2 separate regions of the Homo sapiens genome follow, and region 2 is linked to region 1. Evidence: chromatin contacts called from ENCODE Hi-C or POLR2A ChIA-PET data. All regions are on one chromosome and are shown on one strand. The core of a region is the stretch at or near the end of the contact, and the rest is flanking DNA. Distances in the headings are between cores, read along the strand shown. Region 1 holds the start of STAMBP (STAM binding protein). Region 2 has its middle 17 kb from the start of TPRKB.

Region 1 (2,700 bases), core at 101-2,600:
TTAGGGGAACTGGTCTGGGAATTAATGCTCATAATTGTAACTCTGCTCACTAAACCACTATAGTCAATCTATAAAATCATTCATTCATCATTATCATGGCAAGAGACTTAAATCTTGAAAACAACCATTTACTCATCTTCATAGACTAAACACTGAATAACAAAAAGGCACGATGGTAACTTGCATTGCAAAAACCCCTGGTGTCCCAAAACTCCAGTAATTCTAGTCTTTCTAGATATAGTTGCTGTTAGAATCAGATTCCAAATTCCAACCAGATATCACCACTATCATCTCCAAAATAAAACTGGGCATTTGACACACATTGCATTACAGCAAACCCTAATCAGTATGCTCTAGAATACACAAACTACAGTAGAATAAATCTTGGAATTCAAGGCCCTGTGGCAACTGGCCCTCCCCAACAGAGATCTTTTGCTTCAGTCAGGATTCCAATCCGCCCAGGCATCCTCACATTTCAGTTTCATTTATCTATCCAGTTTTTCTTTTCTACTACAACTCTTCCCTCAGGGGTAGTCTTCTCTCAGCCAATTCCATCTTTAGGTCTCTTCAATATTCGGGTCACAATTCCTCCACAAACCTTCCCCTCTAAAACACCCTCACTAATAGCACAAAAGCCGTGAGGACTACTAGGGATGCAGAGATAGTCCATCTCTCACGAGGCCTCCTTAGGGACTCAGAAAGCCGCAAGCATATCTAAAACCTCCCCAAGTAATTAGTAAACCTAGTCCACGGCCCATGAAAGTTAACTGAAACAGAGGATGCTTGTTGCATCTCAGTACCTCTTGGGAGAGGTTCTTGTGGGTTAAGAAAGGAACCACCTCCCAAGGCCAGGAAGCGGCGCCGGTTACCACCTGGTTGAGCAATTCCAAAAAGGGGATGCAGCATCTGCAAATGAGGGGGAAAGGCGGCGTAAAGGACCGAGGGGGAAATACGAGGAGGAGAAAGGAAGTAGCAGGAATGAGCGGAGGGGGCGTATACAGTAGGGAGGGCTCTATCGACAACTGCTTGAGGAACCCTTCTTGAAGGCACTCAAGACGAACTTGCCAACCCCAGGCACAATCATCCAGGGTTTTCGGGATCTTTCAAATGCAGTAGGCGGGGAACCGCTGGGCCTGGCTGGTCAGGCGCCAGCCCGCGGAGACAGAAGCCGTCGGGTGCCTCGAGCGAGGCAGGCCGGGCAGGGGACTCGGGGAGAGTAGGCTGCAGGCCCCACACTCACGGCGGCCGATCCCCTTCAAAGTCCAACCACGCTCGGAGGCCCTGCCCCACCACGTTCCCGGGACCCTTCCCCACCTTTCCCCGCGGATGACACCCGGAGGTTCCGGAAACGTCACATCCGGCGCCCGCTCCGCCCACTCCCGTTCGTCTGTCTATTACATTCCCAGTGATTTAGGACTTGGAACGGAGAGCTAGTAGGTGGGGCTAGAATCGGCACCTGCGGAAAATCCGACCAATGAGGAGCGAACGACACAGCGGCCATCTTGGTAAAGGAAAAGGAACAAGGAAGAAAGTGGAACCAATTAGCAAGCTAAGGTTTGCTTTTAAAATTATTTTGATTTGGGGTAGTCCCTCATCACACTCACAATACTCCTGCATTTAAGGAGGGATTGCTGATCCCAGCACAACTGCAGACTTAGCTAAACTAACCAGGATTTATAAATTGGGGGACAGAAAGTCTTTCGAATGTATTTTTTAGCTTGTATTACATTCTACACAAAAATTGGTAGTCTTAGATATTAGGCAATATCTAAGACTAATTTTATTGCTTAGAAAAGAACATAAGTCTAACTTTTTTTTTTTTTAAGACAGGGTCTTGCGGTGTCACCCAGGCTGTCACAGGAGTGCAGTGGTGTGATCATAGCTCACTGTGGTCTCCAACTTCAGGGCTCAAGCGATCTTCTTGCCTCTGCCTCCCAAAGTACTGGGATTACTGGCGTGTGCCACCGCACCCAGATGAGACTAACGTTTTAATGTCAAAAAACCTATAAAATATTTGGAAAAAAAGCGTTTAATCTCTAAGAGCCGCTATGCAAAAGCAGTGGAGACACAAAAATCTGTATGACACTGTTCCTGCCCTGAGACCGGGACAAGGTGGTTTTATGCATCAAATACAGAATGGCACGTTCTGCATGTAGATGTGTGTCTGTACGAATCCATATACATCCTCTTTACAAAAAGGTCCTACAAGCTTGCTAATCATTCTGTCTCAGAAGACTTTGTGAAACATTAGGCTTTGGTTTAAAAGTCTAAGTCTCTGGGGGACACTTTCCCAAAATTTGGGAGCCTCCCTGTGAGTTTGTTAGTGTGATGGCATGACCTATTCTTCAAGGTCTAGCTTAAATCCCTAATTCAGGTGTTGCCTCCTCCACCTAGCCAGCCTCCAGATCTCTCATTTCTCCCAACCTCCGTTGTGTATATTTCTGTTGGAGTTACCTGAAGTGATTTTGTGTAGTCATCAACTTTTCAGACTTAGGGTTGAAAGTACTTGCTTGCATCATATCACCTCCCCTTCTGCCCCCAGCAAGCATTAATGTGCATGGGTCTACTATCAACTCTCATGGATCTACTGCAGATAAATCTGGGAAGATAATTGTATAGGGCACTCTACTGTGTCTTCAAAACTCTCTCTACTGACTCTCTTCAGAATGTAAACATGATGGGTTGGGCCTAAAGAAATTG
Region 2 (2,700 bases), core at 104-2,603, 75 kb after region 1:
AGATTTCATCCACATATTGTAAAAGCGTTCCTTCTGTCAGCCAGATGTCCGTTAAGTTCCATGCCAAAAATTTCCCAAAGATTGTGGGGGAATTTTTAAATCCTTGAGATAACAGTACTGCTGATTGACCTGTGTCCCAGCCTCAGAGATTCAAATTCAAAGATCTCTTGTGTCTCCTTGTCTAATGCAAAATAAGGCATCTTTACAGTCCAAATCTGTAAACCAACCTAGTTCTCCTGACAAAGTGATCAGCAAGCTATAGGGGTTAGTTACCATAGGGTGTATGTCCTAGACTGTTTCATTACTGGCCCTAAGTCTTGTACAAACTGTAGTTGTCTTTTTTTTTTTTGAGACGAATCTCGCTCTGTCACCCAGCCTGGAGTGCAGTGGCACGATTTCGGCTCACTGCAAGCTCCGCCTCCCAGGTTCAAGCCATTCTCCTGCCTCAGCCTCCTGAGTAGCTGGGACTACAGGTGCCTGCCACCACGCCTGGCTAACTTTTTTGTATTTTTAGTAGAGATGGGGTTTACCATGTTAGCCAGGATGGTCTTGATCTCCTGACCTCGTGATCCGCCCGCCTCGGCCTCCCAAAGTGCTGGGATTACAGGCGTGAGCCACCACGCCCAGCCGAAACTGTAGTTGTCTTAATGGGACTTGCATGATGGTAAGATGTAGGGACCAGCCCCACAGGGTCAGTGGGTTTTTCTCCCCATGTGTGGAGACGAGAGATTGTAGAAATAAAGACACAAGACAAAGAGATAAAAGACAGCTGGGCCTGGGGGACCACTACCACCAAGATGCAGAGACCAGTAGTAGCCCCGAATGCCTGGCTGCACTGTTATTTATTGGATACAAGGCAAAAGGGGCAGGGTAAAGAGTGTGAGTCATCTCTAGTGATTGATAAGGTCACGTGAGTCACGTGTCCACTGGACAGGGGGCCCTTCCCTGCCTGGCAGCCGAGGCAGAGAGAGGGAGAGCGAGAGAGAGACAGCTTACGCCATTATTTCTGCATATCAGAGACTTTTAGTACTTTCATTAATTTTGCTACTGTTATCTAAAAGGCAGAGCCAGGTGTACAGGATGGAACTTGAAAGCAGACTAGGAGCGTGACCACTGAAGCACAGCATCACAGGGAGACAGGGTCAGGCCTCCGGATAACTGCGGGCGGGCCTGACTGATGTCAGGCCCTCCATAAGAGGTGGAGGAGTAGAATCTCCTCTAAACTCCCCCAGGGAAAGGGAGACTCCCTTTCCCGGTCTGCTAAGTAGCGGGTGTTTTTCCTTGACACTGATGCTACTGCTAGACCACGGTCTGCTTGGCAATGGGCGTCTTCCCAGACGCTGGCATTACCACTAGACCAAGGAGCCCTCTGGTGGCCCTGTCCGGGCATAACAGAAGGCTTGCACTCTTGTCTTCTGATCACTTCTCACTCACTATGTCCCTTCGGTTCCTATCTCTGTATGGCCTGGTTTTTCCTAGGTTATGATTATAGAGCGAGGATTATTACAGTATTGGAATAAAGAGTAATTGCTACAAACTAATGATTAATGATATTCATATATAATCATGTCTATGATTTAGATCTAGTATAACTCTTGTTGTTTTATATATTTTATTATACTGGAACAACTTGTGCCCTCGGTCTCTTGCCTCAGCACCTGGGTGGCTTGCTGCCCACCGTAGAACAGGAATGTTAAAGGGAGAATTACAGGACCAAATCAGTCCTTGTGCCAAAAAAGCCTTCCAAGAGTGGTTGAATACCCTTTCATGCCACTTCCTTTAATGGGTATTCTGTGTCTCTCTTTTAATTTTTATGGGTTTGGCTGTGACCACTCTCCCTGGCTTCCCTTGGGCCCAAACATCTCTCCTTACCTGTGTGAGAATTTCTTCTGGAATGTCCTGAACCTCTTCGTTTTCTGGTTGCAGCAGGAGTATTTGAAACCTGCAAACTTGTTCAGAAGGAATCATTATATCTAGGCATCTGGGGGGAAAGACAAGTTGAGCATACAATTTGGCAAGCAAATCCCAGCCCAGGAGGGGCACTGGGCATTAAGCATGTACAAGAAACTATGCCCTAGGCCGGTCTCTCGTAAATGGTAACCTGAAGATTGTAGAAAGGGATAATGGTGTCTCCCAATATCCGTGTAACAGTAATGGTTTTTCCCAAAGCTGGAGAGAGACAATTGTTAATTAATTAATATGTGGCACTGTGTCAAGTAAAAAGTCAATCATTCTGTTCCCCACTGTCAGTTGTATCTAGGAATCCTGTGGGGATATAGCCACTGGTTGCTCCAAGTCTAAGGGAGTCCCTGGGACACATCAGTCTTCATCTAAATATTATTCTCTCTCCTCATCTGATTTTGAGGGACACTGCACTTGCTAGCTGCTTTGGTCAATTTGGGACAGCCCTTTTTCCAGTGTCCCTCCTTCTTACAATAGGCATATTGGTTTTTTTTCTGAAGGGGGCGTGAGCCGCTCTTTGATTTCTTCCTTTTCCCCTAGGTTGGTAGTCAAGCACAGCTGCCAGTGAGTTACTTGTTGCTTCAATTTGCACTTTCCTGAGCCTCATCCTGAGCATAGTACACTTTAAAAGCTAAGTCCACTAAATGTGAGATTGGCAACCCAAGGATCCCATTTACCTTTTGCAGTTTTCTTTGAATATCAGGGCACTGTGGCTGATAAAGGTCACATTGACCATTC

The links. Hi-C counts contacts between places; a loop is a spot of excess contacts on that map. ChIA-PET counts read pairs that join two places held with the same protein, here RNA polymerase II (POLR2A). Pooled maps may share reads with other maps.
Region 2: a pooled map shows a loop between it and region 1 (2.4-fold over the local background). The contact joins the enhancer-like site here to the promoter of STAMBP in region 1. A Hi-C loop is called at or near these places in 1 of 168 maps with a recorded cell type or tissue (MCF 10A), 2 of 37 single-sample maps with no recorded cell type and 9 of 50 pooled maps. POLR2A ChIA-PET finds 5 or more read pairs at or near these places in 6 of 52 experiments (A673, PC-3, Panc1 and 3 more).

The regions. Positions count from the first base shown.
Region 1 is chr2:73,827,611-73,830,310 of GRCh38, reverse strand. STAMBP (STAM binding protein) reads right to left here and starts at 1,350. Exons shown (of 10, transcript NM_213622.4): 1 at 801-1,350. It overlaps LOC105374807 (a long non-coding RNA gene), which reads left to right. Exons shown (of 3, transcript XR_940246.3): 2 at 1,407-1,554. RefSeq lists a silencer at 1,361-1,579.
Region 2 is chr2:73,752,729-73,755,428 of GRCh38, reverse strand. No RefSeq gene overlaps it. Among named protein-coding and RNA genes, the nearest start is that of TPRKB, 17 kb to the right of the region's middle. RefSeq lists a silencer at 1,248-1,431. Within about 2 kb of position 1,353, at least 2 of the 41 ENCODE cell types and tissues checked have a DNase peak (open chromatin) inside an H3K27ac peak, as active enhancers do.